Linked DNA regions of Mus musculus: all the other regions are linked to region 2. A link is a loop called in an ENCODE intact Hi-C map of the cell type or tissue named here. Cell type or tissue: heart. All regions are shown on one strand.

Evidence for each region. Hi-C counts contacts between places; a loop is a spot of excess contacts. Peaks named below come from ENCODE experiments on the same cell type or tissue, not always from the same donor. Only the 100,000 strongest peaks of a DNase experiment are listed, where the experiment ranks them.
Region 1: a loop joins it to region 2, with 2.1 times the contacts of the local background. A loop is called at or near these places in 6 of 42 quality-filtered maps.
Region 3: a loop joins it to region 2, with 2.8 times the contacts of the local background. A loop is called at or near these places in 9 of 42 quality-filtered maps.
Region 4: a loop joins it to region 2, with 4 times the contacts of the local background. A loop is called at or near these places in 16 of 42 quality-filtered maps.
Region 5: it touches region 2 in a loop (2.1-fold over the local background); 4 of 42 quality-filtered maps call a loop at or near these places.
Region 6: a loop joins it to region 2, with 4 times the contacts of the local background. A loop is called at or near these places in 10 of 42 quality-filtered maps.

The regions. Positions count from the first base shown.
Region 1 is chr15:58,769,751-58,774,750 of GRCm38, reverse strand. No RefSeq gene overlaps it. Among named protein-coding and RNA genes, the nearest start is that of Gm41329, 12 kb to the right of the region's middle. In heart, no CTCF peak of the experiment used is centred here; no DNase peak of the experiment used is centred here; H3K4me3 peaks cover 287 bases; H3K27ac peaks cover 705 bases; H3K27me3 peaks cover 40 bases.
Region 2 is chr15:58,820,692-58,825,691 of GRCm38, reverse strand. It overlaps Tmem65 (transmembrane protein 65), which reads left to right and starts at 2,265. Exons shown (of 7, transcript NM_175212.4): 1 at 2,265-2,849. The coding sequence starts at 2,564. In heart, a CTCF peak has its summit at 2,073; a DNase peak (open chromatin) is centred at 2,061; H3K4me3 peaks cover 3,132 bases; H3K27ac peaks cover 2,962 bases.
Region 3 is chr15:58,886,867-58,891,866 of GRCm38, reverse strand. It overlaps Rnf139 (ring finger protein 139), which reads right to left and starts at 2,638. Exons shown (of 2, transcript NM_175226.4): 1 at 2,373-2,638. The coding sequence starts at 2,553. It also overlaps a transcript of Tatdn1 not described here. In heart, a CTCF peak has its summit at 3,035; DNase peaks (open chromatin) are centred at 2,816 and 3,726; H3K4me3 peaks cover 3,115 bases; H3K27ac peaks cover 2,689 bases.
Region 4 is chr15:58,869,612-58,874,611 of GRCm38, reverse strand. It overlaps Trmt12 (tRNA methyltranferase 12), which reads right to left and starts at 1,963. Exons shown (of 1, transcript NM_026642.2): 1 at 1-1,963. The coding sequence starts at 1,857. The coding sequence ends at 517. In heart, a CTCF peak has its summit at 4,443; DNase peaks (open chromatin) are centred at 1,971 and 4,661; H3K4me3 peaks cover 2,277 bases; H3K27ac peaks cover 1,553 bases.
Region 5 is chr15:58,683,109-58,688,108 of GRCm38, reverse strand. No RefSeq gene overlaps it. Among named protein-coding and RNA genes, the nearest start is that of Gm41329, 74 kb to the left of the region's middle. In heart, no CTCF peak of the experiment used is centred here; DNase peaks (open chromatin) are centred at 248 and 2,828.
Region 6 is chr15:58,590,435-58,595,434 of GRCm38, reverse strand. Fer1l6 (fer-1-like 6 (C. elegans)) reads right to left here. Exons shown (of 41, transcript NM_001370912.1): 19 at 4,868-5,000; 20 at 460-584. All of the region lies in intron 2 of Gm36451 (a long non-coding RNA gene), which reads left to right. Among named protein-coding and RNA genes, the nearest start is that of Gm36451, 4.1 kb to the left of the region's middle. In heart, a CTCF peak has its summit at 2,578 (motif pointing left); DNase peaks (open chromatin) are centred at 474 and 2,574; H3K4me3 peaks cover 614 bases; H3K27ac peaks cover 1,554 bases.

The DNA.
Region 1 (5,000 bases), 51 kb after region 2:
CTATGGATAGTACGACAAGGAACATGGTGACAGGCAGGCAGTCTGGCATGGCACTGGGGCAGTAGCTTAGAGCTTTAGATCTTGATCTGAGGGTAGCAGGCAGAAAGAGAAAGAGGAGGAGTTGAAACCTGAGAACCCACTCCCAGCAACACACCTCCCCTAACAAGGCTGTGACTCCCAGATTTCCTAACCAGGTCTTCAACTGGGGGAAAAGCATGCACTGTGTGAGCCTGTGCGAGCTGTTCTCATTCAAACCACCACACCTGTCTATAGAGAATTACAGACCCATTAGTCATAGTCAGATTGTATACCATTGATCAGTCTTCAGTGGTCTTCAGAGTCTTCCTCTCAGTCTAGGATGGGAGTCATTGTTGCTAGGAGACCTGGCACCATTCTGTTCCATAGGAGGCTTTCTGAAAACATGCTAATAGTACTTGTCTTTTGTCATATGGTTCTAGGCTGGTCTGTAGGTGTAAAACTTGTATGCGAGACCAAGCTTTCCAAGTTCTAGGGAAGCCTCTCTTGTAAAACTGCATACCTCTCACAGGGCTGTGAGCCTGGTTAAGTGTGTGGCCCATGGAGAGTGGCCACATTTGGTATATGGTATAGAACAGGCACTAGGTACCTGGTCCATGGGAGTAGTAACTCTTAGACACCTTCTTTTCCTTTCAATTTGATAGTAAATGTTTGGAAAAAAATATGGCTGATAGTTTTAAGGAGAAGAACAAGGAGTAAAACCATTCCATGTCCTACCTCTTTAGGGACTTGTCGTATGATTCCATTGTACTGAAATCTCAGTCCATCCAACTGAGATTTGGTGAAATCTTTGCTGAAAGTCAAGTGTCATCCAAAGGAGCCAGATCAAACACACTTTTAAAGTTATTGGTGTCATTGTGACCCTTGCACACAGCTGCACTTGTGACCCTTGCACACAGCTGCACTTGTGACCCTTGCACACAGCTGCACTTGTGTCCCTTGCACAGCTGCACTTGTGTCCCTTGCACAGCTACACTTGTGACCCTTGCACAGCTGCACTTGTGACCCTTGCACAGCTGCACTTGTGACCCTTGCACAGCTGACTTGTGACCCTTGCACAGCTGGCTTGTGACCCTTGCACAGCTGCACTTGTGACCCTTGCACACAGCTGCACTTGTGACCCTTACACAGCTGCACTTGTGACCCTTGCACACAGCTGCACTTGTGACCCATGCACAGCTGCACTTGTGACCCTTGCACAGCTGCACTTGTGTCCCTTGCACAGCTGCACTTGTGACCCTTGCACAGCTGCACTTGAAGTGTGATGATTTGGGTGCCCCCAGTATTTCCTGACATCTCCCAAAAAGCTGATAAAGTCCTAGGAACTACTGTGGTGTCTTTGGAGTAATGTTGAGAACAACATTGCAGGTCTTCTGTGGCCTGGCTGTTCGGTCCCAGCTGAACCATTTCACCCGGCTGCAAATAACTTGTCTCAGATTTATTTCTCAGCGAGACATTGCAGAACAATGGTCTTTTCATAGAGGCAACCATATTAAATTCACAATAGGACTTAATATACCCATAGGAGAGAACAGAGGTCTTCAGTTATGAAATAAATCTTTCAGAAACATCTTTCCTTTGTGAAACTAGATTGCTCAGAATGGTTGAGAGGAAAGAATATCTTGGAGCTTATGTTTTTGTGGGTCATTGATGAAACAATTGTTGATTCTCTAAGTATGAGCCCGATTCTGCTCCTTTGTCAACCAGGGCAAGACCAGCAGGACTCAACTGAGTCCTACCCCAGATTTCAAAATTATGGAGGACACACAAGTGTGCGAGCGCGTGCACGCACACCCACATGCACATACACACATATGCACACACATATCATTTTATATCATTGAATTTGTTAAAAAGAAATAGTTAAGTGAAACAGAAGTCAGGCGTTGGATATAAGCTAGTGCTATAATAAAAACATAAAACACATACTCTTGGCTTTGGAATGAAGAGACACAATCTATGGCATGTAGTTGTTGGATGTTTGGCACTGTGTTTAGAGTGGAAGACAGAAAAGATGTCCAACGAACTTGGGGACCTAAGAAGCTGTTCCCAGGCAGAATCAGAATATGTCAAGTGCTAACAGGCTGCTTTTAGCTACATAAAATAAGACGCAGAGGAGAGGATGGAGAATGAACGCAGCAGAGCAGAAAAACTGTCCAACTCAGAGCTTACTGTTTTAGTGGACAAAACTGCCTGTCATTCCAGTCTGCAGAGTAGAGTTCCCAAATATGCTCAGGGGCCTGTGTGTGTGTGTGTGTGTGTGTGTGTGTGTGTGTGTGTGTGTGTGTGTGTGTTAAGGACAGTGGGATTGCTTCTGAGTTAACATCAAGTCAGGGTTGTGAGACACTTTGTTAAGATCCCAGTGGATCTCGGCAGAGCCTCTAGACAAACTTGCATCCAAGAATATAAGGACGTCCTCCCACAGAGCTAACATCCTGCGTATGGAGAGGCTCACTGCAAATGAAGCCCGTCTGTTCTTTTTTAGTGGAATGGAGCCTCACGAGTGTGTAACGAGTCCCACAGGAGCAAAAACTGTATCAGCAAAACTGCCTGGTGGCACAAGCCTGTAATATTTAGCTTCTTGGGAGGCTGAAGAAAGATCACAGGTTCAAGGTCTGGGCTACAGAGAGAGATGGAACCAGCAGGGTCAACTTAGCGAGACCCTGTCTGAAAACGAAAATGTGAAGCGTGTTAAGGACGTAGCTCTGTGGCAGAGCCCGTGCCTGGCACACGTAAGACCCTTGAACACCCACTGGCACTACAGACAACAGAAACGACAAGGAACCAGACTTGGACTAAAAGGGGAAACAATTAAAAATGTAAAGAAGTCTGTAGGCTCAAAAGGCAGGGACCAGGGTATTTGGTTATAGAAATAGGCTATTTGTCTTCCTAAAGAAGGGATACTTGGAAGCCAGTGCCAGGAATGGTAGAGAACCTCCCTCAGAGACCACAGCTGTCCCTAAGGCAGACGGAAAGGGTGACATGTACCAGGCTGGATTTCAAAATGGCTGTCTACCAGCATCCACTGCATGGTGTGTGTGTGTGTGTGTGTCTTCCACGCACGCGCATGCACACACACACACACACACACAAGGGCAATCTAGGATGTAATTCTTCACAATCTCTTCCCATTCTTTTTGAGACAGGATCTCTCATTGGCCTGGAACCTGCCAAGTAGGTGTTATGACAGACGACCAGTAAACCTTCTCCATCTTCCCAGCTCTGGGAATTTAAGCATGTGCCATCACACCTGTCAGTTTTATGTGGATTTCCAGAATTGAACTCAGGGTTCTTCTGCTTGCTATGAGGCAAGGACTTTCCATACTAAACTAGTGCCTCAGCCCCAGCGCTCCTTCTGGGCGGGAGTGTCTAGGCTCATCTTCTGCTGCCCTGCTGCTGCTGCACAGGGAGAAACAGTTTCTTGCTACAAATCCCTAGATATCCCGTCTACATCAGGACCTGATTAGATGCCAAGGTCTAAACCTTGAACCAGAGACCTTTGCAGAAAAGGACCCCACTCTTCCAGGTCTCTAGAGGCTAAGGACATTTTATATGTGGAGAGCCGGGAGCCATTAGAGGCCCGAGAGCCAGCTACCACTACAGCTTGGTTTATTGATGACCCCACAAGCATGCCTGCCTCTGTGTGTTCTTCTCCTGGAGAGTCAGAAAGCTGGGTTCCCAGATGATCCGCTTCCCTGGGGGAGTGCAGCAGAAGGAGCCGCATGCCAGCTCAGGGCCTTAGGAAACACTGGGAGTTTCTGTGCTATTCCTTTGAGAACCCTTAGCTGCTACTCAAAAAGACAACTACTGCCAGGCCAGTTTCTCACAGGCAGAGGCAGGAAGGTAGTGCCTACCTAGGAACTTAGTGATACCCTGTCTGGAAACAAAAAATGAAAAGAAAGGTTGGGGGTGTAGTTTATTGGTAGTTGTCCATCAAGCATGTGTGAGGCCCAGGTAAGTCTCCCTCCGCCCCTCCTCAGGTCAGGAATGACTATGTCAGTAATAAGCTATAAAGGTAACTATGTGGCTGGAGGACTCTTATGAAGAGGTCTGTAAAAGGCCCTTCCCTCCCAGATTCTGAACCTGAGCCCTGTCCCAAGCCCCCACAGGGCATCAGCTAGTGGTTAGTTGAAGGAAAACAGTCCAGCCCAGCAGCCACCAAGCCTGGCAGAAGCCTTGTCCAGATAAGTGAGACTGTCACGGAGGAAATGCAAATGGCTCTCTTAGGTCATCAAGTCTGGGATGTTTCATTATCTAGTGGCAGATAACTAAACACATTGACTTGACAGTAGATTTAAAAAAATCAGTTATGATAACACTTCTGAAGACTAAGAATGGAGTGTGTGTGTGTGTGTGTGTGTGTGTGTGTGTGTGCGCGCGTGTGCCTCTCTGGTTTGATTGAAATTAACTGACTAAACTCAATCACAACCCGTACTCGAATCACAGTTGAAGAGGCAGACTCGGCAGCAGAAATGGAGCAGGCTCATCAAGTCAGCTATTTTTAGTATCTGCTTGGGACTTGGAAATGGGATCAGGAAGAGAAAAAAAAAAAATGAATCAAGACGTAGTAGAGTTGAGAAATTTGTTCATGCATCTTAATGATAGAAACTTGATGTTTCCTCCTTCCTTAAGGAAGAAAAGTGAGTTTGCACTGTGAGACAGGTCCTTGCTGTCCCCCCCAGACTCCCCAGCCCCTGTTCCTCACCTCCCAGTCACTCAGAGAACCATCACAGCTCCTCAGATCAGCCAAGCTCTTGAACTGCTTAAAAAAGTGTTTCTTTTCCAGTTTCATATCCATGGAATGAATTTCAGCCATGTGAAAATCCCTCATCATTTTCTCTCATCCCCACTCCTTCTGAAGAAACTGTTCTTCCCACCACCGAGTCCTCCTTTGTGTATGTGTGTGAGTGTGTGTGTATGTGTACAAGAGCATGTGTGTGCACACGTATGTGTGGGTGCACGTG
Region 2 (5,000 bases):
AAAGTAGGAATGTTAATCACACAGCGTTGTCTCCTCAGTGGAGAAAATGTATATGTTTTCCACCAAGAAGGCTGAGAATGTATGTTGTTAATAGCCTGGAGATCTTTGCTATCTATAGGGCTATCCTAGATTCTTTCTCCCTAGACCTCTCTTTGTTTCTCAGTCAATAGAACCCATCCTTAGAGGAGGTGTCATGTGCACTTCATAACCTGGTAACCTTTGTTCTATCTGTATGACCAAAAGCACACCAGATCCTAGGCCCTTAAGCTAAACAGCCCATCTTCATGGTCGAGGTCACATGAACTTTACACATTAGTTTCAGTGTAGCTTTAAGCTTTATTGTGCAGGTGGGATTGGGATAATTGTTACCAAGAAACTTTTCCAAAATTGTACTTTATTTAAATAAGTCTAAAATAAACTGGTCTGGTGTCAGACTCCAGAAGTCTGAATCAGCACCAGCTGACTGCTGGCTGAGCTGAGGCTCTGGTAGTTCATTTCCCTGCTGCTGTAGAGCTTGCAGGACCCTCCCCCCCCCCCCCCCCCCCGCTCCCACAACACACACACACACACTGTACATGAAGCTGGATTTGGCCACAGTCCAAATCTGGTGCTTGGGACTTGGAAGAGTCCTGAAGGGTTTCTGGTTGTCATTCCAGCTCAGAAGGCTGTAGAAGGGAACAGTGGTGTCAGTGGAGGGCAGCAGTAGGAACAAAGGTGGACACGTTCTCTGGTAAGAATTGAAGGCAGTGTAAAGAAGCAATATGGGAATTTCAGAGTTTCGAGGAGTCCTCTTCTTCTCTAGGCCACCCGGCAGAAGGTGCCACCCACTCTAGGGGAGGGTCTCCCCCCCCCCCCCAGTTAGCCTCCCCCCCCCCGTCCCCCCTCCCGTTCACTCTTGAGGACATTAATTTTAACTGAAGGGTTTATAAAAGTACAGCTGATTGGACTCTCCGACATACTTTAAATCATCTCTGGATTACTTATAATAACCAATACAGTGTAGGTGCACGGAAATAGTTGTTACACTGTTCCATTAACGGAATAATGAGAAAGTCTGCAGATACATCTTTTTTTTCCAAGTACTTTTGGTCTGAGGTTCATTGCATTTGCAAGTTCAAAACCACAGCTGTGGGACTGGCTGTGCTGTCTTACGTGCTTATAGCACATTCACTTCATGCAAGGTTCTGAGCTGCAGCAGTGGTTACGATAAGGAGGGGATTTGGATCTTGATTACACTTGAGTAGATTTATCGTCTAAGCAGATTTATTTTTCTAAGATAGGGTGCCTAAGTGTCCTCAGATAGGTTCAGATAAAGCAGTGATCTTCCTTACAAAGAAGGGAACGTTTCATGAAGGAGGTGACATTTGACCCTGGCCTTGCAAATATCTAGGATCTGGGCAAGAGGGATGAGTCTCTCCTCCGCGTGGCACCAAAAGAGGGACATAAATCCCCAGAGACCATTCGATAAAGGTTTATGACATTCTCGCCCTGGCTCCAGAGTTGACAATCTCCAAGTAAACAGCTGTCGGGTCAGGGAAGAGTATTCTCCTCCCCAAATCTTAAGTCTCAGCCTCACACCCTCCTCTTTTTGGGACGGGTTGAGCCGGCCCTGCCGCCTTCCCCAGGGTGCTGCCAGAGAGGGCGTTTCAGCGCCGCACTGTCTGGCCTCGGTGGGCACTCTCTGGCTTGGCGAAGGGTGCGGCTCTTTGTGCTTCATGTCCCGCAGGCCTGGGCTGGGTGCGGTGACCCCACGAGGCTCTTATCCATCCGGCTGCTCCTCCAGGGCCGTCCGAACTCCAGATTTAGGACGGTGCTTCGGAGAGCAGTGCGGGAGCTGCACCACCCCGCCGGGCATCCAGCCCTGAACTCTATTTTGCTGCTCTCTGCCGTGCATTTAACACAGGCGGATGCCGTCTGACGGGGTAAGCACCCCTTCCTTTCCTTGCCACGCAAAGGAGTGGGTGGAGACTCCAGGATGAGCTCCCTCCCAAGCGGCTATGCGCCTGCGTGGCCCCGCCCAGTCCCCGCCCAGTCCCTGCCGCCCCGCCCTCCTATCCCGGGCTCCGCCGCTAGGGGTGGCGGCTGCGGCTCGGGCCTGATTGTCACGGCGCGGTTGCTTTGAGGGCGCAGCAGCCCTACCGAGTGAGGCCGGCGTGAGGCCAGAGGGTGGGAAAGCGGTCGGCGGCGGAGGGCGGCGCCGGAGGAGGGCGGCGCGCGGTGACTCATCCCTCTGGAAGATCAGACACGCTCGCCGAGCTCGCCCGCGCCGCCGCTCCTCATCCGGGAGGCGCCCGCCCGCCCGCACCGCCCGCCCGCTCCGAGCTCCCGGCCCGGCCGCGGCGCAGAAAGTTTTCCCGGGCTCACGGCCTGCGGGAAGCGGAGCGGGCACGGCTGGGAGGCGGTCGCCGCGCGGGCCCGCCGAGTGCATGGTGTCGGGCGCCCGGGCCGCGCGTCAGGAGGACCCGGGGCGGGGCCGGGCTGAGCCCAGCTCCTGAGCCTCTGTCCAGCTGCGCCCCGAAGCCGTCTTCCCTTGGGACCGCTGCGGGGGTCGCGCTCCAGCGCCATGTCCCGGCTGCTGCCGCTGCTGGGGAGCCGGACGGCGCGCAGCCTGAGGCCCGGCCCTGCCGCCGCGCCCCGCCTGCCGTCCTGGTGCTGCTGCGGCCGGGGACTGCTGGCGCTCGGGGTTCCCGGCGGTCCCCGGCTTCTGGGCACACACCCCAAGAAGGAGCCCATGGAGGCGCTGAACACGGCGCAGGGCGCGCGCGACTTCATCTACAGCCTGCACTCCACGGAGAGGAGCTGCTTGCTCAAAGAGCTGCACCGCTTCGAGTCCATTGCCATCGCACAAGGTAAGCGGGTGGGGCCGCCTGGGAAGACCTACTTCTCAGACCCCTGTCGCCTCCCCACACTCTGCCCCGCTCCTGGCACGGCCGAAAGGGGAAACTTTCCACCTTCCGAGTGTCCCCAAGACAGGACACGAGCGGATCGTGCCAGGTAGTTAGGGCCGAGCTTGGCTGGTGCCTCCCTGGCCGTGGAATTTCGGAGCTTCATCCTGAAATGTCAGCTGCCTCTCAGGGTTGTGTTTTGGTTTGTCCTGTGCCTCCTCTCTCCAGCCCTCCATTCCCTAAGCCTTTGGTGTCTTCCTGAGACCGTGTACCCATGCAGGTGGCATGCCCTGCCTGGTCTAAGAAAGTGCCAGGAACTGGGCAGGCAGCCGGAAACTTTCTTGAAGGTGTGTGGATGTCCCCTCCCAAGATGCTCTTGGTTTGTTATATTGCTTCTCACATTTGGTTGTGAAATGGCCCAAGGAAAGATTGTATCGAGCCAGCAACTGAGTGTGTACTGGAAGTCTGGAGATTCAAATTGAACTCCAGAGTTTGTTTCCTTGGAGTTTGAAAGAATGAAGTGAGTTTTTGGGTGGTTGGGGCTAAGAAATCTGTGACTTGAAAATGAAAAGCACACTTCTACTTAAAAATAATTGGGAAAGGATGAAAGGAAAGCTATTTTTAAACAGACACGTTAAGATAGGATATTTTTAAAACAAGTGCGGAATGTGGTAGGTCAGAATTTGAGTGTATGTGAAAAGGCATTGAAAAGATGCAAAGACTACAATGGATTCAGTCTTTAAAGTTTTTTTTTTCTTGCTATGTAAATTCTGTTGTATACACAAAAACACAGCTACTCTTTATGTGACATTTGGATGTGTTAGGAAGTTTTTAAATAGTTGAAGTTGGTAATATAAAGTATTATGTAAACATTCTGTAAGTTCTGAAGTATAGAACACTTCAGCACTGATTCGGAACGTGGCTTTCAGGCATCTTGAAAGGTTGCATTTGGCCTGTGCACGGGAGGAAAGCAAGCTCTTGCCTGATATTAGATTACCTTTACAACTTAAGAGACTTTTTATTGGTTGTATCCTTTACTACTCTGATTTTTTTTTTCTCCCCAGTTTAGGGGATTGTGAGCCACTATAAAGTAATGGATAATTTCAGGCATTGCTTACCCACAACACTTTTTCAGGAAAATGCAGTATTCCAATCAATTCAGTTAGTAAATCACAACATTACAGAAAATCATAACCGAAAACTAGCATACCTTTAGTCTATGTGTGGCTTAAAAAGACTCAAATTCTGAAAAAGTTCTCTTTGAAAACAATATAGACAGGCGTATCTTAGAAAGTCAGTTTGTGTCGCTCAGGTGAGGCTGTAAACGTCATTTTCCCTTTTCTAAAGCGAGGTCTTGGAAATTCTACATTGTCAACATGGTATAAGATTGGAGGATCCTTTGAATATAATTTTATAGCAGTTATTGAAATGCACGTTTTACAATATCAATACCTGACTTGCTAAATTTTATCTATTTTGCACATACCAGCAGGGTATTGGGTAGGAGTGTTAGATTTTCTAATGAAGACAGTGTTTTAAAATCTAAGATGGTTTTAGCTATCCTTGGAAGGACCTAAAACCTCAAGTCCATGGAGGTCATTAGCATCAATAAAACTTAAGGATCTAAATTATTTGAGGAAGCCGTTGGTCATTTAAATGTATTTGTTCAGGAAAAAACAAAGAGAGGTAAATCTATAGGAAACAATTTGGCGGTTTAATGTCTCCCCTTTATAAGCTAAAACACTTCAAAGTTTGGACATCTGTCTTTCTTTGTTGATGCTTCTGGCTAGCTTCCGAGTCAGTGACACTTAGAGGTGCTGCTGCGTCAGTTTTTAGCGTGCCTTGGTGCCCACTTAAGTTTTATTCCCAATCACGTAGTTAAGGGGATAACTAGACTTGCTTAGTATATTACCTTGTTCACCAATTACATAAGGTAAAAGGACCTCACTGCCCTGGGAATTCTTGTCCCTCATACATACTATTCTAAAATCAGTGGGTTTCTTGGTTTGTTTTAAATGAAAACCTCTCATGTTTTCTTTACCCTTTTCAGCATTCTTGTTTTTCTTCTTCTTCTAATACTTTCATCACTTATTTGTGTGTGAGCATGCTACTGCA
Region 3 (5,000 bases), 66 kb before region 2:
TTTTTTCTTATAAAACCTGACTCAATATTCTGAGATAATTTTTTTCAAATAAATATTTGGTGATTTCAAAAGGATGAAATATGTATAACAACGTATAGTCTTAACTGAGCATTAAAATATTTTCTGAAAAGTGATCATAGGAACAGCTAACACATGAACAAATGCTTTAAAGGGTTTTTATCCTAACTCATTTATTGCCCTATAACCTCCATGAAAAAGATGCTGTGAACTTCCTTAGAGAAGCTGCACCTTCAAAATGTAACCTCCGCAGGCTGAGTGCGTGGAAGCTCACTGACTCTGGAGGTGGAAGGCTGCAGGTGCAGAGCCTAATTACAATCTACCTTGGACCATCTTTAGCCCAAGTCAGAGAGATCTAACATCCAGTGACTAACATACAAACCTTTTGGAATATACTAACTTAAAGCCTTAGTTCCCAACAGCCAGAGCTCTAGAGTACCTTCTTCTACAGACAGCATCCTGGGTCTATAACAAGAACCTTTCAGCTTTGCTTTCACCTACCTACTTAACATTCCACTAATGGTTTTTAAAGTGTTGTGTTATAAAACTTTTATCAAACTGTTACCATGTTGAACATGGAATTTGGGGTAACGTCAATCAGTGTTCATGGGCCACAGTCAATCAGATTTGGTTTCAGAATAAGCTATCTCTTATCCCATTTGAGATGAGTTGTGTTTTTATGTTGACAATACCATCATTGTTTTTATAAAGGTAGAGAAAACAAAACTACAGACTCGTGAAATGGAGCTCTTCCTGAAATTCTCAAATACAAAACTTCTGTGAAGAAATAAAGTATAAGGAGTGGGCGGGGGAACACTGACTTTCTTAAATGTTTTTACCGTAAGTGACTTAAGAAAACTCCTTTCTATAAATCTACCTAGTGTCGAGTACTCCAACAGGAAATGCATTAAATCCTCAGGTCCCCCCAAAGTTGCCAGAATCTGCGGTTATTATGCCATGAAGACATTCAAGGCAGTGGCTGTATGTACTATCTCTGAGATGACTATGCAGACTCCTCTCGAACACAGAGAATGGTGGAAGTGGCTTTAATAAAGAAGAGCAGAACGACTAACTTGTATCCCCAGTAGATGACACTAAGCCCTGTGCTTGAAGAGTATCACCACCACTTTTTCTTTCTTGTTAACTTTAAGGTGAGCACTGCGGGGTCACAGCGCTGGGTACTGCATCTCCGCACACTGAGGAAGAACAAAAGGGAACCATCCCTGAACACCAGAAGCCTTTCTAACGCTCTGGCAAACACCAGCTGTGCACCAGAAACCAAACACCTAACTTCTCCAACCTCATTTCCTCACCTGTAAAGTCTAAATAACACGATCCACCTTTGAGGAGTGACCGACGGATTAGGTAAAACCTGTGAGAATGCTTTCTAGCAGACAAATGTAGAAGAGTTACTGCCAAGAACAAAACTGCTTCTTTATTGACGCTCCTTTTCTGGGAGAATAAGGCAGCAGAGGCGCTCGCACTTCTCAAGGTCTTGGTCAGGACCTCACTACCAGGTACCCGCACCCCCAACCTTTCAATAGCAAGAACCCACCTAAAAACTCATCGTAATGATCTCATCAACAAAACCTGCCAAGCTGTAATTATCTGGAAAAGATCTCTTTATGTGTTTCTCACTTCTGGTATGTAGCACAGAGAGAAATAGAAAGTGAAATATAAAATACTTTTAGCACTCAATCCATATGAAATGAAGACTGATCTTTCTAGTCTCCCACAGATGTCTCATCACCCTGGGATGGTAAGCTTTCATAGTCACATCCAACACCTTATTATTTACTCATAGAAAGAGTTTAGGGGTTCGTTGTAAGTATAACCTTCCTCGCGGTGACTTTTGGAAATGGTTTCAAGGACTGACATTCATGGCTTGAGTGGCCATTTACCTCAAGTACTTCACGATCCGGTGGACTCCAAGACACAGAAGTGACAACGTATTCTGCACTGTGAAATGGGTAGACAGGGGGCTCAAGCTCTGGCTCAAGTCCAAGGTCACACACGGCGAGACCCGGAGAGCTGTTTTTCCAGGGCTGTCGCATAGGACGCTGGAAGCCAGCAGTCATTCCCCAAGAGAAACAGCAGACAGACAGCCGCATGCTCACACAGCCGTGCTTTCTCCTCGCCCATCCAGGTGCCAACCGAGCAGGGCACAGACCCGCCAGCACCACTCAGCTGTCAACGCTGGCACGAGTACCACGGGTCCCCGCACCCCCGCCAAAAGGCCCTCTGGGGAACCAGACCGTGGTTCCCCAAGCCGCGTGCCACCAGTGCCCTGCCGTTCCCGTCGGCCTGGGAGAGGGCACGCCTCGGCCAGCGGGCTAGCCCTACGCCGTCCTTACCAAGGAGCCGGAGAAAGATCTGAAGCCCGATGCAGAACCGGCTTTGGCTGGAATCGTAGTAGGAGTTGAAGATGGCGTCGATGATGTAGAGGCAGGGCACCCGGAGCGCCACTTCGAGCGCCGCCCAGACCTGCTGCTGGGCCATCCGCACCTGCTGCTGCGGGGGCCCCACCGCCGCCATGAGCCGCTGCCACACCGGGGCTGGGCGGGCCGGGCCAGGCAGGGCGGCGCGGGGGAGGCCCGGGGCCGCGGCCGGGGCGGGCGCCGACGAAAGTGGCTCCGCCCCCGGCCGCCTCCTGTCCTGTGTCCCGGCCCGGCCCGCCCCGCCGCCCGCTCGCGTCCCTCGGTGGAGCAGGGGGCGGCGGCAGCGGCTGCCGGGAGGCCTCGGGGCGTCGGTGTTTCCGGCCGGCTAGGGTCTGGCTCCTCCTCCCTCCAGCGCCTCCCCCGCCAGCGGAGCCACCATCTTGACCCCGCCTGCCTCGGCCGTTGCTGCCGTTGCGAGGCCCCCGAGGCGGCGCCCGCGGTCACTCGAGAACGCGGAGCCGGCGCCGCGGCCCTGCGTCACAATCCGGCGCGCCGCGCAGCGTCAGCACGCGGGGCCCGGCGAGCCTCGAGCGTTGCCATGGTCCCCGCCCGCTTCGGCTCGCCTAGCCTCGCCTCGCCTCGCCGCGGGGTGGCGCTCGCGTCGCCGGCCCGCCGCGTCCCAGCGCCCGAGCGCCTGTGAGTGGCTGCCCCTCGGTGTTGGCGTGCCCCGAGCGTGGGATGCTGGGCTACTGCGCACCGACAGTGTTAAATGTCTAGTAGAGCCCAGTGAGTGTCCCTTGAACTCGCCTCGTCCTGCTTGGGAGATGAAAAGCTGGAGGACGCCGCCCTGCCTACCTGCCTCTCCCCACCCAGAGGCCAGGCCTGAGGAATGGCAGGGGAAATAACCTGCGAGGCTGCACAGGGCGATCCCAGCCAGACTTGGCACTGGCCTTGAGTTGTTAGGTGTTGCCAAGAAAAACACACTCGCATCTGTTTACACATCTCCCTCCCTGTCCCCGTGGACGGTCATGCACATTTTATTAATGGCTTCGGAGCCTGACTTACGAGCAAGAACCCAGAACTCTCTGAGGTCTTTGATTTATCCTTGTCCTGGATAAATCCTTAATCAGAGTTGAGCGCATTCTTTCGCCGCTCTTTCTTGCCTATCAGTGGAATTGGTATGACCTGGCTGTTGTTTCTCTGTTCCTTCTCCAGCAAAGGAAGAGAGTAAGGTCAGAGGCTGAACTGTAGACTTAGCTGTTTTGGTTTAAGGAACACAAAATCGCAAACCAGGAAGCCTGGTTGACTTGGGCTCCTAGCTCAAAGCGCACAAGCCAGTTTACAGCAGGACTCTAGAAGTTGGACCTCCCTTCCCACTCCACCCCACACCCGCACAGGGAGGAGGTCTGTAAATAAAATTATCAGACTTTAACAGAACCCTTTTGGGGGAAGGTGTTTGGAGCAGGAAGATGGCACCTCCACCCAGTTTTGTGGTTTGGGCTTTGTTTGCTCACTTTCCCCTCTTCCATCTGTATACGAGGCACTGTAGGCCCCGGTTTTCTTTTACCAAAGCCTCTATATCAGCTATTACGATAGGCATTTGCTCTACCTGTTTTATCAAGGTTGAGACTGGTTTAGATAAAACGAATTGCAAGATCACAAAGGTGCTAACAGGTGGGACTGTGTATGCCCCAGACCAACAAGAATCAAAACCAGAGTTTGAACCTAATGGTATCTTAAAGCTTAAAACTTCGGTTTGTTTTGCTTCTTTCACCCACAGCCAAATTCTGTAACTGAGTCCTATCCTTCCTATAGCCGCTGTCACCATCCTAACTCAAGACCTTTCTCTGGTTTATTTTATTTTTTAAAAGACCACCAGATGGTTACCTTTTCAGATCTACTCTAGAAACTCTGGGTAACTTTCCTAAACTGCATGGCTAGAGACTAACCTTGTGGCTATGACAACGTCCCCAGAGGAAGGCAACCTTAGTGAAAGAATGACACAATCTTACATAGGGAACCTCAGGGATTAAATTAGCTACTCATCCCTCTCTTATTATGCCCCCAGTGTAATTAAAGTCAAAAGAGTGAAGCTCTTACAGAGAAGAGGGTCCAGAAACACTAAAGTAAAAATGTGATAGGAGAGAGGGGGAGAATTGTATTATTACCATTCAAAAATAGAGAATAAAATATGATCTGAAAGTACAAACTAATACGCATCTATCTTGTCTGTTATGACAATATTCACACTGACACACAAGCAATATACACAGAATACCTGTGTTCAAAGATAACACTCATTAATGAGTCAAAAGCCTTTTGTCTGTCATTAATTATTCAAATGCTTCTTAGTAGCTTTTTTTTTTTTTTTTTTCTTAAAATCTGGGTCTCAAGTCAGCTTGGAACTAGCTACATAGATCAGGCTGGCCTCAAATGCTTTCTATACACCCACCTGTGTTTGCCTCCCAAGTTCTGGTACTTTAAAAGTAGGGTGTATAAAACTTATGTTAGCTTCTCTCTGGATATCCATCAGTCAAGCCTTGTCAGGCAAAGGAAAAAAATAGACTAGGCTGTCAGAAGGAAATTTACTAGTGTACCCTGGCT
Region 4 (5,000 bases), 49 kb before region 2:
TCTCCAACCTATTATTTTCCAAGACCCCATGGCTACCACTTTAGTGCAAACCACTGTCACTTTGTACCTGCAAACTACAAAACATCTGTAGAAATGGACACTGGTTTCCCTATTTTGATCTTGGCTTACCAGTTGATTTCACATAATGTAGCTAGTACTCTGTGGGACCAATACTGTATTTCATGTAATAATGTCTGTATGACTTACTAGAAAAAAAAGCCACACGATCCAATTCAAGGAGGCTCTATATGCAAATAAATCCAAGACCAAATGAATATTAAGGCCATATCACTGAAAGCTAAGGTAAAAAATGCAGAATTCATGTCTGCACAGGTGAAACCTATTTTAATGAGTCACATTGGTTTCCTCTGATACTTTAATACATTCTCAATGTGATCAACAGAAGACAACTTTGGATCGATCTAGAGTTCATTTTCAGACCACAGATCACTTTAAAAGGTCACCAGAAAACAGAAGGGTGAGAACACAGCCCTCGATGAGGCACTCATCTGGCAATTACTGTGTCAGTAAATCTACTCCTTCTGGCCAACTAGAGGTCAGGGGCCGGCATTCTAGATCTAGGACTATGTGATCCACGTGAGGGGCGTAAGATTTCACTGGGTGGACATGCAAGATTCGTGTCCTCCATGGTTTCCCATGCACTTGATGAAGAAGAGAGGCGATCTGAGTTTCTGCAGATTCTGCCCATCTCCACCACTCTGGTTTGTTGGCCGATGATATTTCCCCCCTGAAATTCTCAGTAGTTCCATTTCCCTGTGTATCAGTGGTGATTTTCTGGGGACGAGGCCAGTGCTCTTTTTCCACGTTATTGCTTCCAGGTGGCTGTGGAGTCTTTCCTGAGAAAGACTCCACATTTTGGTGGATATGCAGAATACCCCCAACGTCCTTCCGAAGCACTTGGCAGGCAACGGGCCAGCCTTCTTTAGAACTGGGAATGAGCCCGAGGTTCACCCTATCTGCAATGTCTGAGAGCTTCAGTTTCCTGTTGTCCCCAAAATGTATTTGGCACCGGTCTGCCACTCCATTGATCTCCAAGTTGTTTCTTAAAGCAACTACAGCATGAGGATTCCATTCACAGGCATGTACGAAGGCAGCGCCAGCATGAACTAGGAAGGGCAATGTAAAATAACCAATCCCTGCGTAGAGATCCACCAGCACCTCTCCAGCACAGGACAGAGACGCCACTCGAAGTTTCTCGGTGATGTTTCCAAAGGAGAACATGCACTGTGTCACATCAAACTTATACCGGATGCCATTATCCATATGCTCTACCCAGCCATGGTCACCCAGCAGCAGAGTCACTGACGGAGTTCGAGTCCCATCAGGTAGCACCCGCCCTCGTTTTGCCAAACGTTGAACTCCCAGGGCCGAGGCAACAGTCTCCCAGAGTTCTGGCTCCAGACCTTTCCACAGCGTGGCTTGGAAGCAGTCTTCACTAAGCAGCATTAGGTCACCATGCCGTTGCCAAGACCGGGGCAAATCTGCCTCCAACTCAGCGGACCACGTCACTCCGCGGTCCTCCACCCAACGCCTCACCTCCAGACACAGTATCTGAGCAGGTGAACGAACCCGGGCCTTTTTGGAAGGAAGAGGATCCGGGAGCCGCGTCAGCACACAAGTGCTGCCTGGGGCCACGCGATCCCTCAGCTCCTGCAGATGCTGCTCAGAAAGGCTTTCCGCCAGCACCGGCAGAGCCACCGCGCCATCCCGCAGCTTCGCCACCCGGTGCAGCCTGTCCAAGAGTTTCTGCTCCTCCAGGTAGTCTCGGTATCTCTGCGTGAACCGGGGCTCAGTCACAACTGCGACAACTACAGACTCCTCACACTCTCTCTCCATGTCGCTAGTGTTTGTACCCCGTCGCCGTCCATCAGCGAGATTCTCCGGCTGCTCTCTCCCTGCAAATCTTCCACTACAACCGGAAGAGCTAAACTCGCTCCGCTACGGCGCATCGGAAGTGACGTCAATAAACAAAGCCAGATCTCGAAGTATTACTGCGATCAGGGAATGGAATTTCGGGTGCAGTGGGTTGCTTTCTGGAACCGCGGCAGCCATTTTTGTTATGGTTAGTCTGTACTTAGGAAACTTAGTAATTCTATGAACTAAAACTCATGAAATGAGTCGATATCCTCCGGAAACGTTATACACTCTCTTTAGCGATGCTCGTAATTTTTTTAAAAAGTGAATTTGCAGTGGATTGAATTTACAGAAAGGATTCCAAAACTCTAGTGTTGCTTATAAATTAGCACCAGCCACCTTATTGTTGGAAATGAAATGTTATAAAGCTTCCTTATTCCCTTTTCTTGCAAAGATTTTCATCACGGCTGCCTTGTTATCCAAGGAGGGAAACATGTCAACTCTCAAAAATGGGAATCTTTGTCTAGAAAATGTTGATTACCCGAACCACCTTGAGAGAATTGCTATTCTAATGAGAGATGGCCCAGAGGGTAAGGGAGTTATTTGCCACCAAGCCTGACAACCAGGATTCCCAGACCCCACATGGTAGAAAGAGAGAACGAAACCCAGGTCTTTTGCAAAATCATCAAAATCTCATAATTGCTGAATCTCTTGTCTTTTGTAAAACACATTTATCTTTTAGGGGGCAGCGTACTCACGCCATAGTGCAGGTGTCAAGGTCAGAAGACAACTTGCAGTGTCTCTCCTCTTTTTCCACCATGTGAGCTCTGAGGAAGAAACGAAACTCAGGTTGTCTGACTTGGTTGCAAGCTCCTTTACTTGTGCAGCCGTCTTGCCAGGCCATTCTCATCCTTTAGCGTATTGACTTATAGGTCTGTAAATGTAAACAGTGAAATGAATATTCATGAGCTATAGCCGTAGTACATTTACGTGGGCCCTATAAGAAAAATCAAATGTGAGACTTTTCTATCAAATGCTGGAAAACTTCTGTTTAGGACAGAAGTTGAAATCTTTTTTATCTCTCCCCAATTGTCAGACTTTTATGCAAATGTTTTAATTTTCCACCTACCCAGTAATCCCTTTGTTTACACAAAGGTCCATTGCTGTATTCCAGGAATTTGATATCCTGTAGCAGTGACTTCTTTCTTCTTCTAACCCTGACCCCTTTCAGCTTTCAATATTTCCTGTGTGCCAGTTCCCTTAATTAAGGCTGTGAGGCTGGACTCCAGACTGGGGAACAGACCCAGTTACCACCTGAGTTAGAATACAAGCCAAATGCACTTCCTGTGTTTGTGTGTTCTCTCTTCTAAGCACACCCTCTTGATCAAGAGGTGAAGTTTGCCTTGCCCAGACAATTAGGTTGGAATAGTAGTCTCTTCCTTTTCAACCTGGGACTTATTTCTAGCACTTTCCCATTGAGAGCATCCTTTTCCCACCAGGCTTGAGGACTCGGGTTATCTATACCTTTTTCTTCCGTGGCTCACTGGTTATTTAAGGCTGCATTGCTTTATTTCCATATACTCAAAAAAGTTTTCCAAATTATTGTTTTTATTTATTTCAGTTTATTTAAAAAATGTACTCTACCATTGTCAGAGAACATATTTTGTATGACTTGGGCTCCTGTAGACTTACTGGAGCCTTTCTCATAGTTTAGAATATGGTCTGTTCTGGGGAACGTTCTATGTGCATTTGACAGGAGTGTCCACTCTGCTCTTGACGTGTGGAATGTTCTGTCTGGTAGCAGGCATCTTTTCAGCTCATGCAAGTAAAACAATTCTGGGGTGGTAGAGTGCTTGTCTAGTATGCTCCAGAGTCTGGGGTCAATCCCTGGTCATACATATTCCTATAAACCTCCAAACACAATTGTCTATAGTCTTTCTTACTGAGACCACACAGTCTCTCTCCAGAGCTGCTTAGGTACCTCATACAGATCTAAGCATTAGATAAGATCTTCTCTCTCTCTCTCTCTCTCTCTCTCTCTCTCTCTCTCTCTCTCTCTCTCTCTCACACACACACACACACACACACACACTTCTACCCCTCTTCTGTGCCCAGAAAACTGTACTTCTGCCCTGTTATTCCACCATACTTGTCAGACCTGAGACAACAAGTGCCTTCACAGGACTTCTTTGTCCCATCCTGTCCTTCTTCAGTAAGACAAGCCTGATTCCATATCACCATGCAGAATTTTACAGTCGAAATCTTTTCATCTCATGCTGGCTATCTTTCCCCAGAGGGAGTTGGTTTGTTTCCAAGAGCTAGGGGATGGAGCTGGACTTTCTCCCTTACTGTATTTCATTATTATTTTCATGAGTACTGCCACACAGAGTTGGACATAATGTATTTACATAAAGAACGTGTAAGTGAACTGTTAAATGAAAGGCTGAAGAAATACCTGAAGGAAAATTACTTCGTAGTTTGAGTGTTTTTGTTTCAAAATATTGTCGCTAGAGGGCAGCAATAGCCAGCACAGAGCAGTCAAAACTGACAAAAGTCCTGGAGGGTTTGCAAGTCTAAAGCTCTTCAAGGATCGCACCTTTTCCACAGGCCTTACTCGACACCCTTAGATGCCCTTTACTGTCACGGACTACCCAGGTAAGCAAACGTAGCTCTTTCCAGGAACGCATTAATAGTACATAGGTTTCACTGTGTGATAAACATTGGTTTTTAGAGTGGTGCACCGAACCCATATATAGTTGTAGTACCGCATGATTCCACTGGGGGCATGCATGGGCCACTTAGCTGGTGACATTCCCAAAAAGAAATGCAAAAAAAAAAAAAAAAAAAAAAAAAAAAAATCTTCACCTCTGGCTCAGAGCTGTGTGGGCGTTCTCTCCACCTTCCTTTGGCTCACTAGATGCTTTTTACACACCTGGCCAATCCTCATATGACAACTTTCGGGAATCACTGAAGACGATGACCTATCATATCCTCGGAGAAGGCTGAAGAGAAGGCACACCCATCTCTTACTTGCACGGAACCTCCCCTCATCTTTGAACTTACCTAAGGAATAGCCCCTATGTTTCCCAGTCACTTTTCTCTGCCTCTCCCCACCCCCTTCTACC
Region 5 (5,000 bases), 140 kb after region 2:
TCAGGCATTGAAGAAAGTACAATTTAAATCGGATATTAAAAAAGTTAAAGCCCAGCATTTTTGACTATGAGCCAGGATCGAAATTGCCTCTGGAGACCAGTTATTTCAAAAGAGCGCAAGTCCCAGGCAACTTCCTGGTTTCACAGTGGTCCTCCTGTTGGCTTCTTGTTTAGTCAATGAGGGAGGGAAGTCTTTGGGGTTCTGAGACACACAAGTGTGGGGTTTTCTGCTCTCTTTAGCCAACAAGAACTTGGTTTGGCTGGGACTCTGAGAAGCAGTGCATTCTTCCAGCACCAGCACACTAGGCCAGGACTGTTCCGTGTGGTGATTTTCCCTCCGTGTTGTTATGCTCTGGGCTGTGTGGACAGAAACAGTCACATGCTAGTTTATCTTTTACAAGTCCATATTCATTTACCTCATGTTAGAGGGCAGATCAAGGCGGCCGGGCACAGCTGAAGATATTCAGGTTAGCTCTTGATTCCGGTTTCAGACATTTTATCCTCGCTTTTGTTTCCACCATCATTATATGGTACTTGAAAGCTACCAAGTCCCCTCTGTCCCTTAAAGCCATTGAAAAAGTCTGACTGTTTTCAGAGCTGTAGAGAGGCCCAGGGATTCGGTAGTCCTGGTGATGACCCAGGGTGAAGGCAGAGTGGATTGTGTGTTGGGGTTATCATGTGTCTTGGTATTTTGTCTGGCTGGGCTCAGATCCTGGCCTTACCACCTGCTGTGTGACCTGAGTAAATCCTTCCTAGAGCCTCAGCCTCTTAAGCTGAAAAATGGTGATTGTAACGGTATATCATTCAGAGAGGAAAAATCTCCAGTTCCATCAAGCGTGTGCTCTGGGTTTAAGGCTGGCTTCAGCCGGGCAATATTTACAACAACAACAACAACCAACCAACCAACCAACCAACCACGGTCTGAAGGTCCCCACCAAAAACTGAGGCTGGTGAGATGTCTTAATGGGTAAAGGTGCTTGCTGCTGAGCCTGACAATCTGCATTCAATCCCTGGGATCCACATGGTGGAAAGACTCACACAAGCTGTACTTTAGTTTCCACCCATGTGATGTGACAGGTTCATACCCTCCCCTCCCTCTCCCCTCCCCCTCCCCTCCCCCTCCCCTCCCCCTCTCCATCCCTCTCTCCCCCTCTCTCTCTCTGACACATAAATAAAATGTAATAAGAAAATAAGACTCACATTAAAAACTATAATCCTCACTGTGGATGCCAAGAGTTCAAAGGCTCAATTTAACCACAGCATTTGGATGTAGGACCTCTGGGGAGGGACCTAAGGTTAAGAAGAGAAGAGACTTGGCCAGGCGTGGTGGCACACACCTTTAATCGCAGCACTCGGGAGGCAGAGGCAGGTGGATTTCTGAGTTTGAGGCCAGCCTGGTCTACAAAGTGAGTTTCAGGACAGCCAGGGCTATACAGAGAAACCCTGTCTCGAAAAACCAAAAAAAAAAAAAAAAAAAAAAAAAAGAAGAAGAAGAAGAAGAAGAGACTTAAACCAGGCCATTCTGTCTTGGCATGTGATGCCCTCTGCCACCTTGCATCCCACAAAGAGTCCTTCCTAGTATCTGATCTTGAATTCCCCATTCTTCAGAACCATGAGCCAAATAAACACCTATCCTTTATAAACTGATAAGTGTGCTACTTGATTATAGTAGTGGCAAACACAGTAGGACACCATATCAGAACTCTTGGTGGAATCTGTTAGACTTTCTGAAGCCCCTTGAAGAGGAGGCCAGAGGAGTGATAGGATTGAACCAGGCAGTGGGCAGAAGTCTTTAAATCCTCTAAAATATACCTCCCTTCCGAAAGTCCCTCTCATCCCGGGGTGGTCCCCTTTCAACTCCTCCAGCTTCCCGTCTGGGTACCTGCCTCTACTTTCTTTCCATCTCTGTATCACATTTTCCTCTTACAGCTGGGTTCTAGCCATGAAAGTGCTGTCTGAGAACCAGACGAGGGTCCAGCAATATCAGCCGGCCACTGATCTAGACCCCAAAGTTGAAAGCTCTCCCTGGGAACTTCTGGTTTGGAGAGTGAGGTGGAGTTGATCACCTCTCCTCCAGAAAAAACAATGCCAAGTTCCAGGGCTGTGAAGCTTCAGGGTGTACTGGCCACAGGTGGAGAAGCTGAGAAGTGCCTCTCCTTGTCTCACCACACCTGGACACCTGATGTGGCCAGCAAATGGTGTGTGGGAACCCTCACTGTCCATTGTGACAGTTCAGTGACAGCAGCAGGAAGGAGGTTGTGGTCATGTGATCACATTTTCCTGGGTGGCCCTGGAGGCATGTAATGATGGAGCTCGGATCTCATTGAGTTGGCACTCATCTCTCAGAGCACAAAGGCTCTGTGGTGCTTTAGTGAAGTCCTCTGTGTGTGGCAATCCCTTAGCAGTCTCCTTTCTTCTCCTGGACTTACAGTTAGAGTCAAGACAGAACTCCTCCACAGGAGTCCCCTGGGTGAACTCATGTAATGCTGGCAATCTGAACCCTTGGGCAGGACACGAGATCAACAGAGGGTAGAGAGTCTCTGGGTGTCAAAAGGAGATGCAGGAGGGGCTCCTGGAGTTCAACGAGGGGATGGAAGGCTAGAACTAACAATATTGTGGGCATTTTAGACAAATAACACAAAGGAGCTCTTAAGGGTGGGTATGCAGAAGTCATCAGCTCTGCAGGGCTCCCTGAAGTCCCAAAGCTACCTCCCGTGTAGAGAGGTGTTGTTTTCCATGGGAGTCAGCCAAATTACAATGGGATTGACAGCAGTCATGGTTCCATGACTTGTTTTGTTCCAGGAACAAAACAAAACATTCAGCTCTTTGTGCAGGGAAACCTCACCGCCCACAACGTCACAGAGGGGTAGGACACACGCGCACCACACGAACAGGCATAGATGCAGACACAGTCTGGGTAATTAGTTGTCTCGGCTTTCCTGGAAGACACATGCTTTTCGATTTGGTGGGTTGACAGGAAATAGTCTAAATCACTCTTTGCCAAGTCAAGGGGTGGCAGAGCAGAATTAGCCAGCTAACTCTGTATTTTTACCAAAGAACTAGTATGAACTGATTTTCAGTGGGGATTTTCCAATCTAACTTTCGATTTGTGTTTTTAGACTTTTCACACAGATCTGCAGAACAACTGTGTTCACTTTGGGGAAAGTAAAGGAAGCTTACAAGCCCGCAATGGAATCTCTTGTTTTAATTTTAACATTGGAACATCACCAAAGCCGTTGGATGTACCAACCCTGGGATATTTTTGAAAAGTATGTAGTCCTAGAACATGTGGTTTTACTTGTGGGCATCGCTAAAAAATGTTGAATAATTGACTAGTATTTGGTTTAGGAAAATGTAGATGGGTTGACCTCAGAGCCGCTGTAGGAAAGGATTCTGATGTCTTTTTGAACAGGGTGTGCTGGGACTTCCCCTGCCAGGTGGAAGAAGGGGTGTGTGTGTGATAGTGTTCTATGGCAGTAATTTGTTGAGCACCTGCTGGATGCCACACACTTGAAATAGATCTTTTCTGTCTTCTGTGGCTGGTTTCAGGGGGAGGTTCTTTTGTGACCAGGTGTTTCTAAGGCACAGCTGGGTGGACTATAAGACTATTAGAAGGGACCTGCACAGGTATAGATCATGACCATAATGAAGAAGAGCTTTCCCTGTGTATTGATTTCCTTACCTGGTTTCAAATTCGGATGGTCGAGGCAAAACTAATTACAGAGAATGGGTACGGTCCCTTCTGGCCTCTTTCCCAGTAAGGAGGGTGGTGAGGGAGTCCCACCATGCTTAGAATGTCTTCTTTGTTTTTTTTTTTTTATTAGATATTTTCTTTGTTTACATTTCAAATGCTATCCCGAAAGTTCCCTATACCCTCTCACCGCCCTGCTCCCCTACCCACCCACTCCCACTTCTTGACCCTGGCATTCCCCTGTACTGGGGCATATAAAGTTTGCAAGACCAAGGGGCCTCTCTTCCCAATGATGACCATCTAGGCCATCTTCTGCTTACATATGCAGCTAGAGACACAAGCTCTGGGGGTTACTGGTTAGTTCATATTGTTGTTCCACCTATAGGGTTTCAGACTCCTTCATCTCCTTGGGGTACTTTCTTTAGCTCCTCCATTGGGGGCCCTGTGTTCCATCTGATAGCTGACTGTGAGCATCCACTTCTGTATTTGCCAGGCACTGGCATAGCCTCACACGAGACAGCTATATCAGTGTCCTTTCAGCAAAATCTTGCTGGCGTAGGCAATAGTGTCTGGGTGCAGCCCCACTCACAGACCAGGTCCAGGGAATGCAGGCAATGGCTAAGCAAGCCCTGATCTTCCTTTACCTCCACCCAACTCTTCTGCTGTGACTCGGGTCCAGCTGACCTATCGCAGAAGCTTCAGAGCAGAAGAAAGTGCACAGTGAAGACACGAAGGCAGGAAGCCCAGCATCCAGAGTCCCTTCACCGAACACACCTGAACTCAGAGGGAGACGACCTGGAGCTAAGTCAAGTTCTGGGTCTCAGTTTTGCCTTGGTTTAGACTTCATTGTACGTTAGATTGACAAATAATAGGCATATATATTTATGGGATGCGGCATGATTTTTGAATATACATATGCACTGTGATGCTCAAAGCAAGGCAATTAGCACATTGATCACCTTTGAAGTGTTATGAATTAGATGTAAAACTCTCCCAGGGGCTAATGTGTTTGAACATTTGCTCTTCAGACGGTGGAGCAAATTTGAGAGGCAGTCAAACTTTTGGGTTGTAGGGCTTATCCACAGATGAGGAAGAAATGGAAAGATGGGCATGACAGGTTTCTCTGAGCTCCCAGGAATGCCTCAGACATGAACAGCAGGAGACTCGGCTCTACTGTGCCCCCTTTTAAGACATGGAATCCAGACAGCTTCCCTTTCCTCCACACTCCAAGCTGAAAATGTTATTGTACTAAAAATGCAAATGGAGCTAAAATTAGTGTAATTTCACTCCCCCAAGGGCACCTACCCCAT
Region 6 (5,000 bases), 230 kb after region 2:
CAAAGCAGCCTCGCTGCTGTGCGGTGAGGTATAACTCCCTGATTGGAAAGCTAGACCCTTCCTCCCCAGTAGGTCCCCCTGAGGTGATGACAGACTCCAGTCTCAGGAACATTGTCTATGCTGGCTTCTCATTTCTCATTCCCTCTGTACTCTCGGTGTTGGCACCCCTGCAGGCGCTTGGGGTGCTCCAGGCTCCTCAGTCTTTTCGGCCCTTGTCTTAGCGTTAAGTCTTGTCCATCTGCTTTAGCACAGTGGCTCGAGGAAACCAATAGACCTCTCCTGCCTGTCCTTCTTGACCCAGATTGGCTTCTGAGTCTGCAAGACTGTGCATTGGGAGTGGCAGAGGGAAGGGGCGGGGCGGGGCGGGGCATGTGGGGTGAGCCTTATCTTTCTTTCCCAGGCTCTGCCAAGCAGCAGCTGCAGCAGCAGCAGCAGCAGCAGCAGCGGCTCTCTGGTTACCTTTGTGGTCTGGCACTGGGACAGGAATGTGACTTTAGCAAAGGGATCTGAAAGTCCATTGCTGTCAGCTGCGATGAGGCCCCGGGCTTGGTACATGTGTGCTCTCAGCTGAAAGACATGCTGGGCTGTGGGGAAATTGTAGAAAGTGCAAATGTTAATAGGCTTTTAGGATTGGTATGTGTTTATGTGTGTCTGCCAGTGACAGGTGGCTGTGTACCCCAGACAGACAACAGTGAGACCAGCCCTGTCCTCCTCCGAGGCCAGGTGAAAGTGCGGAGACAGGGGAGAGGCGCTAGTGCCAAGTACTTTAGAAACACCCCGCACATTGCCATGTTGTGTTTCTTAATCATCATCACAACAACCATGTGAAATATGTAACTATCTCCCCACAAATAGATGAAGAAAATGACCCCAAAATGGATGGAACAACTTTCCAAATGTGCAAATCCCAGATTTTTCTTCTGCCTAATTCTAAAATCCACCTTTCCCCCACTAAAATGTCATATTTTCGCAAGTTTAAACAAGCAGTATGATTCATTAGGAATGTCTTGTTTAGCAGTGTGTGTGTGTGTGTGTGTGTGTACAGGGGCTCATGTGTATGAGCACACATGCATATGCAGGCTCAAACACCGGTGTATAAGGCTGCTTCACAAATAGCTTTTACTTCAATAAACTCAATAGACATAGGGAACTGTCCATTCACCCTGTCTTCTACTTTGCTAGCCAATGACATTTTGTGTGCTTACTTTGTAGAGTTTCGGTCTTGATCTCTAAGGCACTGTAGATAGTATGGAACTAAGGCAGTCCCTGTCCTTGGGAGCTCCCTGAGAAAAGACCAGAGATGGGAAGAGAAGCCAGATCTCATGGGTGGGGTGTGTGGCTGAAGGCCTGTGAGGGATCTGACCAAAGGGCCTGGGAGACAAAGAGCAGGAGTGAGCCCAGGTTGTATAGACGGAAGACAAAGAGAGAGGTTTGGTGAGGTCAGCATTCAGTAGAGAACGGCAGTTCAGCTGGTCATGGACCTCACCACCCCTGGCTCTTCAAGCTCACCTCTTGTTTTCACATTCCCCTATCCCCTTTGCCTGTTGACCCACCCATTTCTACATCTCTGAAAAGGATGATGTTAGTACAGCCCATGTCTTTGTGTTGGCGTGGGGACTTCTATGAAGGAACCCCTGTGGACCTATTGAAATAGCTCTGCTTACTTAAATGAAGAACACAAACACCCTATGTGTGTTCCCTCACCCAAGCTTCATCAAACCCCCTCCTCCAGCAACTTCTAGGCATATGCCACACATGCTCACACACGAACTTGAACACAGCCATCTGTAAAATAAAGGCTAATAACTCTCCATGAGGCTGTTCTAGGAGGCTACGGGCTGAGGGCAGTGCCTGCTACTGGGAAGTTGCATGAAGATGCTGGCATGCTGTTCCTGTTGAGTGTTATAGTGTTGCCCATGGAGCAGCTGGAAGCAACCTGGGACTCATCACAGTGGGATAGGAGAAATGTCAGGCAGCTCGCATAAGCAATTAGAAGTAGCGTGTTAGAAGTGTACATAGCAAAACAGCAGGATCTCAAGGGTCTAATATATGGTGGGGAAGAGAAAAGCAGAATAACATGAAATCATAACAAGTTGTTCCTGTGAAGTAAGATTAGACCCTCTCAAGAGAACAGTTCAGAGTCACCAAAGCGCATTCGAGTACAAGGGAGCTAATTCTAGGGCAGTGGCCCTGTCCTTTGAGCAGAGACTTTCAAGGTGGCAGCACAGGATGGGCAGGGATGCAAGCCTTAAGTGGCTGTAGCAAGTATATAAGATTAGTCAATGTTTAAAAATCAGTCATGTCAGGTCATTTGGAAGAAGAACTGTTGACTACTTTGTGTGGGAGTAATGGTCAGAAACAGTAGAAGGCACATGACCTCAGAACCTTGGAGATGCACATGGAGCATTAGAAAGTACAACAGGCCGTGTGTGTGTGTGTGTGTGTGTGTGTGTGTGTGTGTGTGTAGGAACAGACAATCAGAGGATAAAATTGTGGGTCAAGTTCTCAATGGACAGAAGAGATGTAAGGGCTGGATGCAAGCAGACAACAGTGCCCCCTGTAGGTGAAAGTTTGAAGGGCCAGATCAGCACACACTGGAGAGGGATTCAAATGAGGTATGGGAAAGACTGCTGCCCTAGGTAGATGGTGGCAAACAACTCTGACAGAGAAGGTGTGGAGGGACAGGGAAGGCAGGATGTCAAAGGTAATTCCTTAATTGACTGTTATGAGACCTGAACATTTCTCTCTCTCCCTACCCCATGCCGCTGTCTGGCTTACATGAGAACCAGCGTGGAGCCTAAGAATGTAGCAACCTTTTCAATCCCCAAGCTAATCCTGCAGCCAATTAGGAAGCCCAAGCTGCCCACATTGCCCAATTAAGTCCACACCAGTTCTTCCAGGGCAAGGCTCTGCAAACTCCAGGCAAGCCAGTGGAACGAGAGAAGTAATTCTTGGAGGCGCAGTTCTACAGCCCTCCGTGTCTCCATAGACACCAATTAACTCTGATGTTGACAGGCTGGGCTCTGCTGACAGGAACGTCCCTTAAGATGACAGCTGTAAACAAAGCAGTGCTCAGCAGATGCTACAGGTACACGCCGCCAACAGGAGTCAGCTGGGAGACAGCCATGTGTTACTACGGAGTTCAGCAGATTTCTCAGTCCAACTTGGGATGGTCTCGTTCCTTGAGAGAATGCACACCAACTGCCCTTGAGATGTCTAACCCGGAGATTTTAGCAGTCCTTCCAACTGAGGCTACGTAAGCAGCTAAGCAGCGCATTACACAACTCCAGGGGGTGCCATTTTCTTAGCCTACATTTCCGGGTTTCTTTAGAAACCTTGAATCTTACTAAGTACTGTTCCTCAGAGTAGTCTAGCCTAATTCCTCACACCATGGGGCCCCATCTCCTGCCCCCTGTGGTTATTAAAGCCACACCTGCACGTCCCACTTGAAGCTAGGATCCCCTCTTGCTCCTCTCTACATCCCCTGCCAGGTTTTCCACCATGCCTTCCATATATAGACGCAAGGTAATTATTTGCTGAATGGCTCTCCTCTGGAGCATAAAATTCACCAGTCGGTGTGGAAGGCAGCCAACGCCACCAATGTCAGTGCTCAGCAGAAGGTCATTAGGTAACCATGAAAAGGACAAGCTACACAGCATCTCAAAGCTCCGGAAAGGCCTCTCCTTTGGGTTGTGAGTGGCTGCAACGGTGAACATGTCTGGAGCTTTGCATCTGCGTAGATATTTGTATCTACAGAAACAGGAGCTAACTTGATGTGGGTGTTATTTGCCCAAAGATAAAAAAGCTCTCAGTGGTTTAATGGAAAGCAGATAAGAAAGTTGTGTTTGGAAATGGTTTTCTCAACCCTTCAGCCGATGAGTGATCTCGTGCAATTTCTGGGTGTCTCAGAAATGTACTCTCCCCCTCTGTGAACTAAAGAATTCCCAGAACGAGATCTTATGTGTCGCATATGCGACACAATGCTTGGCACTGAGGGCTATGTATTTTCTCCCAACATTGCACACCGACTGCAGACTCTGTGAGCTGAGCCACTGTACACACATCTCCAGAACCCCATCTTCTCTCACTATGGCCCTGCTTAGGATACTGTGGCAGTCAAGATCAGCTGATACCAAAAGGCTGTTGTGCAACAGAGGAGGTGTTGAGTGTGTGTTGTTCTGCATTGTCCCCAGTTTTGGCTCAACTCAAAACTCAGCTTCTGTAGACATGAAGGTGAAGCTGAGCAGCTAAGAAAAGCACAAAAGTTAAAGTGTTTTGAAAACAGAGCAGAATGCAAATGTGATGTATTAATATTCATGACGCAATTAAAATGTTACTGAAATGTAAACACGATACTGATGAAAGTCACCGTATGAATTTAAATAATTCCATAAAATAAGCTGTCTTCCTATAAAGAAGCAGCCATGCCAGGAACTGGGCTAGAAAAACATAAGCGACTTCACCAATACCAGTGGCACTGGGTCACCAAAGGGGTATGTACGCTGTTCAAACCTCAATGCTGTATAAAAAGGAAAAAAATAATCACCTTAATTTCATGAGTCATACCACCACAAAAAACTTTCTGCTTAAAACGCAAACTCATTTTTATGGCTGCCCAGCATGTTTGAAGAAATTCACCTCTCTCTCTCTCCTCACAGAAATGCATAAAAAAGTTTAGATGTAATATTTCTAAATGAAACCTTGCTTTCTGTTTGGAAGAGAGGACACTTGGCAATTGTCCTGAAAAAAGGCAAGGGAACTGGTCCCAACTAAAACACAAATTCACGGATGCTGTCCCCACCGCTGTTTACCCGAAAGCCCATCAGAGCTGCCTCCCGCCTGTCTTTGCTCTGTGGGCACACCATACCTTGGTATAGCAGGGCCGATGGGGGGTGGTGGGTGCCCGATGACTTGGGAGGCATTTCTGCTTCATAGCCCACTGGCAAGTTATCCAAAATAGTATTGGAGTATCTAGTGGAGCCCAGCCACAGATATATGTC